2 separate regions of the Homo sapiens genome follow, and region 1 is linked to region 2. A link is a loop called in an ENCODE intact Hi-C map of the cell type or tissue named here. Cell type or tissue: Calu3. All regions are shown on one strand. Region 1 overlaps PAPSS1 (3'-phosphoadenosine 5'-phosphosulfate synthase 1). Region 2 has its middle 200 kb from the start of PAPSS1.

The links. A loop is a pair of places that touch in the nucleus more often than their neighbours do. Peaks named below come from ENCODE experiments on the same cell type or tissue, not always from the same donor. Only the 100,000 strongest peaks of a DNase experiment are listed, where the experiment ranks them.
Region 1: it touches region 2 in a loop (2.0-fold over the local background); 3 of 110 quality-filtered maps call a loop at or near these places.

What each region holds. Positions count from the first base shown.
Region 1 is chr4:107,662,610-107,667,609 of GRCh38, reverse strand. All of the region lies in intron 5 of PAPSS1 (3'-phosphoadenosine 5'-phosphosulfate synthase 1), which reads left to right. Among named protein-coding and RNA genes, the nearest start is that of PAPSS1, 55 kb to the left of the region's middle. In Calu3, no CTCF peak of the experiment used is centred here; no DNase peak of the experiment used is centred here.
Region 2 is chr4:107,517,236-107,522,235 of GRCh38, reverse strand. No RefSeq gene overlaps it. Among named protein-coding and RNA genes, the nearest start is that of PAPSS1, 200 kb to the left of the region's middle. In Calu3, no CTCF peak of the experiment used is centred here; a DNase peak (open chromatin) is centred at 2,995.

The DNA.
Region 1 (5,000 bases), 150 kb before region 2:
TTTTTGTTTGATCTCTGATATCATCTGGTATCCAGTGATTCAATTTAATTTTGACCCTAGCTATGTGGAGTTAGTTCAGACCTCACAGGTTAAGGGCTCACTCCTATACACTGCCCTGTTTTAGACGCCAGCCCAAATGGGGTGCCCAGGCTACCCACTTTCTTGCCTGGCTGATTATAAATCCAAGGTTTCCCACCTCCCTACCCTGTCCCCACACCAGGTTTGATCATTGGCTAGGACAACTCACAGAACTCAGTAAAGTGCTTTATTTGCTACTTCCAGTTTCTTATAGACTCAGTAACAGCCAGATGGAAGAGATGTGCAGGGAAGGGGTGGCAGAGCTTCCGTGCTTTCTCTATGAACTTCAACCCCCAGCCCCCAGTACCTCCGTGTGCTCACCAACTGGGAAGCTCTCTGAACCCCATCATTTAGAAGTTTTTATGTAGGCTTTACGTCGCACATTTGATTAAATCATTGGCCATTGGTGATTGAACTCAATCTCTCTAATGCCTTTCTGCTCCCCAGAGGTCAGGGGAGTAGAGTGAGGCTGAAAGTTGCAACCCTGTGATGGTGACTTGGACTTTCTGGTCCCAGTTCCCATCATGAAGCTGTCTAGGAGCCCTTCAGCCAAGAGTCCTCTCCTCAGCACTCCAAAGGCACATTGATCACTTAGGGGATTTCAAGGGTGTTAGGAGCTCTGTGCCAAGAACTGAGGACAAAGACCAAACACTGTATGTATTTCCAATTGTATACCAGTTTTTATTAGAGAGAAGAAAGTACTATGGTCTGGGACTTCCCAGAGAATGAAGGTGTTTGAAAAGCACTGTCTTCATGGAAAAATAGTGGTAAGTAGAGTTTGCTTTTATCTGTTCCTCTGTATTCCTTTGGAGAGACTCTTCTGAAGTGAATTGTACCTGGAATTGTTTAATGGTCTTCAGTAAGATACAGTATTTATTTCATTGTCCAAGAAAAATGTTTTTAGTATGCTGTACAACGGGTAATATAGGATGATGGGTCCTTTGGTTACCATGGGTACTTTACATAAAGTTAAGAATTCTCTGTCATTTTCTGGGTTGCCTTCTCTTTCACTGTGGCTATGTAATATAATCAGGATAGATAAAGTGGTCATTCATATAAAGACTGCATTTCTTAGCGTTTTCTCACAGCATCTTCATTTTCTTTGTTTGGTATGTATTTAAGAAAATAGAAAACACTAACAAATCAGGATTTTTTTATTTTCCTAGACCCTAAATTGGTCACTAGATGGCCTGCTAGTATTGCATTTTAACTTGGCTTGTTATGACATAAGGAAGTAGACTTCTTGCTGCTGGTTTTAATCTAAAGTGATATTTTAAATACTGTTTTAAAATCTACCAGGAACTCTAGATTTACTAGTGCTATAAATTATTTAAAGGTTTGTCTTTTTAAGAAATGGTGGTTTAGTGCTCTAAATGGGTTTTATGCTACACATAAAAGCCAGACTTTGCAGCTCAGTTTTAAAGTGTTGCCGGAATGTCGTTTGGTGTTCATGCTTTGGATGCATGTAGTTTAGATAACAGAAATTTAATAGTTACATAAAAATATGAATGTGCCCTTGTGTTCAAATCTGTTGAGCAGATTTGGCTCAAGAAAAAAGTACAGAAAGTATTTAAAGGAAAACTTAAAATGTGGAATCATTGTATTAACATGTTCAGAGTTCTTTAGGAAGATTAAAATGAGAGGCGAGAGCTACCACTTTCATGTAGCGCATGTTGTTTGCCCTGCCTGCCAGTGTCCAGGTAAAAACAAAAACAGTTGTCTGTTTTTGGATACAACATATGTTAGATGTTAGACTGTCAAAGTCAAACAACGTTCTGGGTACCCCGTGTTACATTTTAAAATTAAATTAATACTTATAAATTTATAATATCTCTAGACTTACAGGTTACGGAATTCACCTCTCATTAATAGTAGAGTGTGGGTCATTTACTGATCCCCTGCTCAGGAGGACTCCTAGGGCCTCCCTGAGCCCCCTTTACCCTTCAGTGCTGGGTGACTGGAGCCTTTCAGATTGGAGGTGAGATGTCCAGGTGTGTGCAGACTTTTTCCTGGCCTGGCTTGTGATCTCTTTGTGTTTTAAAGGACATTTCATGAAGCAAAGGGTTTTATATGTACAAATTGAAGAAGAGCACGTTGTTTCTAATAGCTGTGTCTGTGGAAATCCTAATGAATCCCAAATAAAGTGGATAGCTCATGTGGCAGGGACCAACTTTCTGTTGTCCAGATATCTTGTGTCACTTTGAGGTGGTTTTGCTCCTTTCAGATGTTTAGTAGTGGTTTTGGAAACTGAGATTTGTCACTGGAATGTGCTAGAAGCTGGCAGCATCTGCATGTTTAAGATTCTTTTTATATTCCTGTAAGAGACTGAGTCCTTTTGTCTTTACACATAGAATCTGTGTATAACTCATTTCCACAGACTGAGCAGATGCTCCCAGTTCCTCTTGATTCATGCTATTTTTGCATTAATTCCCAAAACATTCACTCTCTGTATCTTTTTTAGAAGAGAAAAACAGTAGCAACCTTTCGAATGTTTATTTTGGCATTGGTTAGGTATCAGAAGAATTTTGTATTGAAGTTGTGAGGCTAAAATCCATTTAAAAATATTGTTGGGTGTGAATTTTGAAGAGGGAAGAGTTTTATGAAATGCTTCTAATGAAAAAGTTATTTTGACTCAAAAACAAAATATGAAAAAATTTCCCTTCTTGAAAAGAAAGTGGTTATAGCCTTTGTTAATACATGTAAAGTAGCACATTGATAAAATTATGCTCAATTATGAATAACTTTATTAGTGCACAAAATATTTCAGTAATTTGATGGGGCTTACAGTATAGATATTGCCCTTTACATGTTCAAACTAGTTACCTTGGAGACAGATTTGATCACAAATTATTTGTACAGTTTTTTTTTTTTAACTTGGGGATATGGTTGGAAGGAAATGGTAGACATCATCTATAGAAACATTCGTTAGTGCAGAGTTCTTATTTGGACCATCTCTTCAGAGGAAGCAGAGATGCACCTGAGTGTGCCCTCAGTGTTGTGGGGTCTCCAGGGTGGAGGGAAGAGAACAGTCCCAGCCCTGTGCCTGGAGCATTGCAGTGGACTGTGCACACTGCTCCTGGTCTTCAGTCTTTGTGAGCTGAACTAGGGATGCTGGATTAGGAAACCAGCTAAACATGCCTTGTTGTAGCCAGTAAAAATCAGAAGATGTGTCTGCTGCATGCTTTCTTCTGCTTCTCTAGGATTGTGACAATTTTCAGCAGTAAACCTGGGGGAGAGTAGTCAAGCCCCATCACAGCATACAAAAAGATATCCCATCCTTACAATAATATACATTTCAGAGATGGCAAAGAAAGCTTTATATAGAGTTTTTCTTACCATTGAAGTTGAGAATGAGATTCTTCTCTTCTCTGGAGTCCTTTGTCATTTGTTCCCAGACTGCATATCCTGCTAAGGGATCCTCAGCATTGGAAATGGAGGCTCATGATTTATTCACAGTGGCAGGGTTTGGAACAGTTGGTTGCAAATTGCTTACTTGTCTTTAATAGAACTATTTAGGCTCAACTGAAATGCTGAATATCTTTTATTTTTCTCTAGAACCTTACCAACGCATTGGAAGATCACATGCTGACTAAAAACTTGGGAATTATGTTTAATAAAATCATGAAAATAAGAAAAATTTGTGTGACAAAATACTTAATACCTTAGTTTTCAATACTTCTCAACTATATGACCTTGGAAGATATAGTCTAATTTCTTGGACTTCAATTCGCTCATCTATGAAATGGGAAATAATTAAAGTGCCTGCCTCAGGATTGTGCAGAGGATTCTATGAGTTGATACATGCAGAGTGCTTAAACAGTTCCTGGCATGTAGCAAGCATACTCTAATTACTGAGTATTCTTTTTATGTTAAGTCCATTGAAAGACAGTATTGCAGGGATTTGGGTCAAGTTGTTGACCTCTCTTAGGCCTCGATTTCCTCTGTAAAGAAGGGATAGCAGTAGTTTCTTCTGCCTTCATTAGTAGGACTGTGTGAAGATTAATGGACTAAAATTCACATGAAGCTCTTAGAACAATGAGTGGTGTTATAGTCAGTTCTCACTAATATTATCCTCCACTCTTCAGGTACTTTAAGTCACTAGTTTGTCAAAACAGCCCTGTAACATATATGTGTGTATCTTTTTTGTACTTTTTTTTAAACAACTGGGGAGACACGTTGTAAGATGCTCAAGATTGCACTGTTAGAATTGGAACTCAGATCTTAAATATAAAAAGACTTTGCCCTCTTTTTTTACTTCATATTCTTAGTGATAAGAACATTGGAAATAACTGACCTATAGACTCCTGTTGCTTTTTGTATCTCGTTGGTTTTGAAGATGTTATGCCCCTAAAGCTTTGTGATTATGTAAATATTTAATTTTAAGTGTCTCGTGAAAGTGTATCATACTCTTCCTCACAGAAGTCCTAATGAGTGCCTGACTTTTTGTGTAACTTGTTATGTTTAGTGTTTTCTCCCCCTAGCATAGAAGATTTCAATTCTTTACTTTGTAGCTGCAAAGAATCTGTATGCCTCAAGGCATCTTTGGAGGCTTTACATATCGAAGAAGCTAATTGAACATACAAAATGTATGTGTAGTTCACTTAATGCACATCGTATTGTCCTTCCAGGAAAAATTGACTCTGAACTTTTATTTTCTACTTGATGAAGTAATAGGCTTTGCACAGACTGCTAAACTATCATTTGTCGTGTAATGTACCTATGGATGGAGACCAGATCAAAGGGAAGACAGAAAAATGACAGTGATAACCATATCTGGGATACAGGGTGATTTGGTTTTCTCATAAAGAGAATCTCCCAGATTCTTTTTACTGCTATTTTATAATTTAAAATACATATATTAAAATAATTCTGGAGTTGGAAGATAAGCTATATCTCATGCTAGATTTAAGGAAGAGTCCTTT
Region 2 (5,000 bases):
CTATTGCTACAGAATAAAGTCAATGTTCTTTAGCACAGAACACTCTCTAGCTCCTTACATGTCAGATTTATCAGCACCAAACTGCTTATTGCTCTTTGCATACACCCTGACAATTCATACCTATGTGCCTCTAAGTCTTAGTACATGCCGTTCCCTCTTCCTGGATCTCCCTCCTCTTCTCCCTGCTCTGCTGGTTATCTGTTTCCTCTCTCTCTCTCTCTCATCCGTCCCATAAAAAAATTACTTATATCCTGGGCTAATTCTTCTGCTTTTGTCTATTTCTCTTTCCTTGGTATCTCTTTCCTCCATTCGTAATGAAGAGCAGCAAAGTATTATCTCCGGCTGTATGAAGTTGTCTTTTAAAAATGGGTAATCTTTTTACTAAGTCAGTATTTGTCTTAGTCCATTTTGTGCGGCCATAGCAGAATACCACAGACATAAATTACCACAGGGTAATTTATAAAGAACAGAAATGTATTTCTTACAGTTCTAAAAGTTGGGAAGTCCAAGATCAAGGTGCCATCTTTTGGCAAGGGCCTTCTTGCTGCTAGGGGAAGAGTTCTCTGTCCTCAGGTGGTAGAAAGCAGAAGGGAAAGAGAGGCAACAGGGGCCAGTCTTGCATTTTTATAATGCCATTAATCCCACCCACAAGGGCAGAGCCTGTATGGTTTACTCACCTCTTGAAGATCTCAGCTCTTAATACTTTTACAATAGCAATTACATTTCAAAATGAGTTTGGGAAGGGACAAACATTCAAACATAGCCGTATCTGATAAAAAAAAAAGTGAGAAGAGTGACTTATAACTGTGACTTAACCCAATCCCCTCAAATTATCTTTGAATGGCCTTCTCTACCTGTCTTTGAATAAGCTTCTGATTTCTTTTAGAATTTTTTGAACCAAAACTGTTTTTGAAATTATCTAACACACAACCATCATTTCAAATATAAGGAAACAGTCTCAGGGAGGTTGACTTGGCCAAGATCACAAAATTAATCATGAAAAATCCCAGGTTTTCTGTCTTAGAAGAGTGGTCTCTCCTCTGTACTTTATAAGCCTAGTTGGATAACGGAGAGAAAAAGGAAAGCATTCTTGCTTTACATCCTGTTTCCCGTTTCCCTTTATGACAATCTATTTTTCCCCTTTGGCCTAAATTTGTGACATGAAGGTGTGTGCTTCTTCCTTTGAGAGGGAGCCAGGCATATCCCTCAGCTCTTCTCTTTTCCTCTAATCTTTCCCTTAGGCTACCTTTCTCTTGCTATGTCCCAAATTCATGTCTCTGCTCATAAGAAAAACATTACACACACTATCGTCTTTGTTAAACTCTGAAGTATATAATAATACCAGTACAGAAAGACAGAAATCATGTCCTTGTCATATGGATGGCATGTGTACTTTCATTGTCCATTATTAAAAATAAAGTTGCTTAAGCTTTTATTTGTATGTGTGTAGTAAATAAGACAACTTGACCCTTGGAGAAAACAGAAATGTAGATTCAGTGAAGAGTCAATATCGTGAATATACTTCCTTTCTTATTGAGGTAAAGCAGTAAAAGCATCTAACAAGGACCATATGTATGGACCAGAGCGCACAGACATGTAAATACATATGTGGCCTCTGCAAGAGGTACCGTAGGTAAAGGTCACAGAAAAGAAAGCAGCTTCACTGACATCAAGGAAATAGCAACTATTTACCGACGGCCAGGCATTTCAAATAATAGCATGGACTCCAGAACGACTTCAAAGGGAACTGGTCAGGAAATAGACAAGTAATGAATTTGAATACTTCTGAGATTCCGGAAATTTAAAAGCAGGGTCTTCAAATATATGCATTAAGGTAGATCATGAGCAATTATTTCATTTCTGGAAATTGCTCAAAGCCTTTTGTAGAAACAGACAACTAAGTCCATTTTCTGCCTTTGAATAATGCTACATACTATTAGAAACTTGGGGCAAATTTAAAGAAATTAATCCCGAAATCATGAAAAAAATGTATATCATGCTTAAAATATACATTCATTTTCTTTTCAAAGGTAGCATTTTTTTTTTTTTTTTTTTGAGACGGAGTCTAGCACTGTCATCCAGGCTGGAGTGCAATGGTGCGATCTCGGCTCACTGCAACCTCCAACCTCCAATCTCCTGGGTTCACACAATTCTCCTGTCTCAGCCTCCAGAGTAGCTGGGATTACAGGCACACACCACCACACCTGGCTAATTTTTTGTATTTTTAGTAGAGATGGGGTTTCACTATGTTGGCCAGACTGGTCTCTAACTCCTGACCACGTGATCTGCCTGCCTCGGCCTCCCAAAGTGCTGGGATTACATGAGCCACCATGCCTGGCCTAAAGGTAGCATTCTACAAATTACTTTCTGTAAGGTAAATGAAAAATGATTCTTGAAATGTTTTTAAACTGACTATATCATTTTAACTTTCAGAAGTGCATCTGATATTTTTGGTTTGTGTACGCTCTACTTCAGGAGGAATCTATAGGCTGGGAGCAGTCATTAATTTCAATGACTATATTGATTTTTTGATATATGTCATTAAATAATATAAAAACTAAGTAAAAAATGTTGTGGTGGGTACACAGCAAATAGATCTTCATTTTGCCATTCTTGATTTTTAGGGATCTTAGGGTCTTATATTTCTCATAAGTAAATCAAATTATTAAGACCTTTAAAGTATAATTATTCAAAGTAGTAAAAACAAAATAATTAGATTGTGGTTATGTCATTTTTTGGTCTTGGCATTTGGAAAAATCATTCCCAGGACTACTTATTTTTAAAAGAACACAAATGTTTCTATTCCAAATCCAAAAATATGGGCATAAGTCTTTCAGAAAATAAATCACTCAACTAGCACAATTTATAACCCAATATTTGGGAGTGGACTTCTGGTATAAAATTATATAAACTCTAGCTACCACTACTTTACAATTGTGCAAAACTGGATTTACTTTCCTTTAGGTACATCCTTGCCCAAAAAACCTCCCACAGGGAGGCAGTGTGGTCTAGAGAATGAAATACCCGTTTGTACTTTGAGTTTTGCCACTGTCTTCTGTATGATTACCTTCAAAATTTGTGTTATTTTAAAAAGTCTCCTTTAGTCATTCTCACCAAAAAGGCACCCTTTGCTTACATGTAAAACTCATCTATTTTGGTTAATCAGGTTAGTCTTTTAATTAAAGATATGCTTGCAGAAGAGATGAGGAAAAATTTTTTATCCATGCATTAACCAGTGCCTGGCAAAGCTTCAATAAGGAACACAGCATGTACTTGCATCCCAGGTGATACTTTGCCCCAAGCACCTTGTTACTTCTCAAATGTGTCATGGTTCCTTACATAACAGGCTTGTTAGAGATAGGTAAAGGAATTTTGGGCACTATTATTTGTTCGAACATATTCTTCTAAGCCTATTGAGTTGCAGACACTGTGCTAGATGCCAAGGACAAAGGGGTGGAAGACGGAGTCTGATTCAAGGAGTTCACAAAGTAAAAGGCCAGAAAAGACAACCTTGAGGAGAAGAACACAGCATATTAGGTCTACACTGGCACTGAGAAGGGGCTCTTGAAAAGGTGAGGAGAGGACAGAGTTTTCTGGAGCCATAAAACAAGCATACGTAATTACAGTTAGATAGGAATAAATGTCAAGAGATCTACTCTACAGCAAGGTGACTATAGTTAATGATGATCTTTTATACTCTTGAAAAATATAAAAAGAGTGGATTTTCTGTGCTTTCACCACAAAAATGATAACTATGTGAGGTAATACGTTTGTTAATGAGCTAGTTAACCATTCCACAGTGTATATATACTCCAAAATATCATGTTGTACATGATAAAAAATGTACAACATTATCTGTCAATTTAAAACAATTAAACTGTGCATGCAAAAGACACACAGAGCACTGTTTTCTGGGTGCTGCACACTTGGGAAATGTGTGTGGGTTAGTACTGATGCTGTGACAGGTGTTGACAGGGAACTGGCAGGAAATTAGTTTAAACCTTTTGCAAGGATAATAGTCATCAAAAGATTTTAAGCAAGAGCAGGGTATGATTATATTTGAGTTTTTGAATAGCTCTGCCTGCTGAAACCAAGCTAAGAGGAGGGGAGAGAGCTGAGAGGTTACTACATAAATCCATGTGAAAACTAGTAACAGCCACAACTATGGTACTGGAAGTAAGGATATAGAAAAAGGATATATTCACAAATACTTTTGAGGCAGAATCTCAAATGTCTCATAACTAGTTGAGTATGTGGTCAAGTAAGAGTGAGGAGTACAGGGTGATTCTTCAGATTCTGGTGTCAGTGGTGGGGTGGCATTATGCCATCCAAGGCATAAAGTAGGTATCTGTAAAAGGAGGCATTATGTGTGGTTGATAAATGATGGTGAACTAAGTCTGAGGTGTTTGGAGCTCTAGAAATGCTCAATGAGGCCAGGCACGGTGGCTCAAGCCTGTAATCCCAGCACTTTGGGAGGCTGAGGCGGGCGGATCACGAGGTCAGGAGATCAAGACCATCCTGGCTAACATGGTGAAACCCCGTCTCTACTAAAAATACAAAAAATTAGCCAGGCATGGTGGCAGGTGCCTGTAGTCCCAGCTACTCGGGAGGCGGAGGCAGGAGAATGGCATGAACCTGGGAGGTGGAGCTTGCAGTGAGCTGAGATTGCGTCACTGCACTCCAGCCTGGGCGACAGAGTGAGACTCTGTCTCAAAAAAAAAACAAAAAACAAATAACAAAACAGAAATGCTCAATGAATGTTCACTCTTTTCTCCTGTTTCCTGACCCCCCGCCCTAGAATATTTGTAGTTGTCTAGTAGGCATTAAATATGTGATTCTGGAAATAGGTCTGTAATTAGTCAACATTTAGATGATTGTTTCAGCTACTAGATGGATACAATTTCCAATGGAAATGTATGTATAATTTAAAAAGAGGACACAAAGGAGTTAACTCTGGAGCAAGTCAACATAAAAAAAAGCTGTGTAATTATTAAAATGTT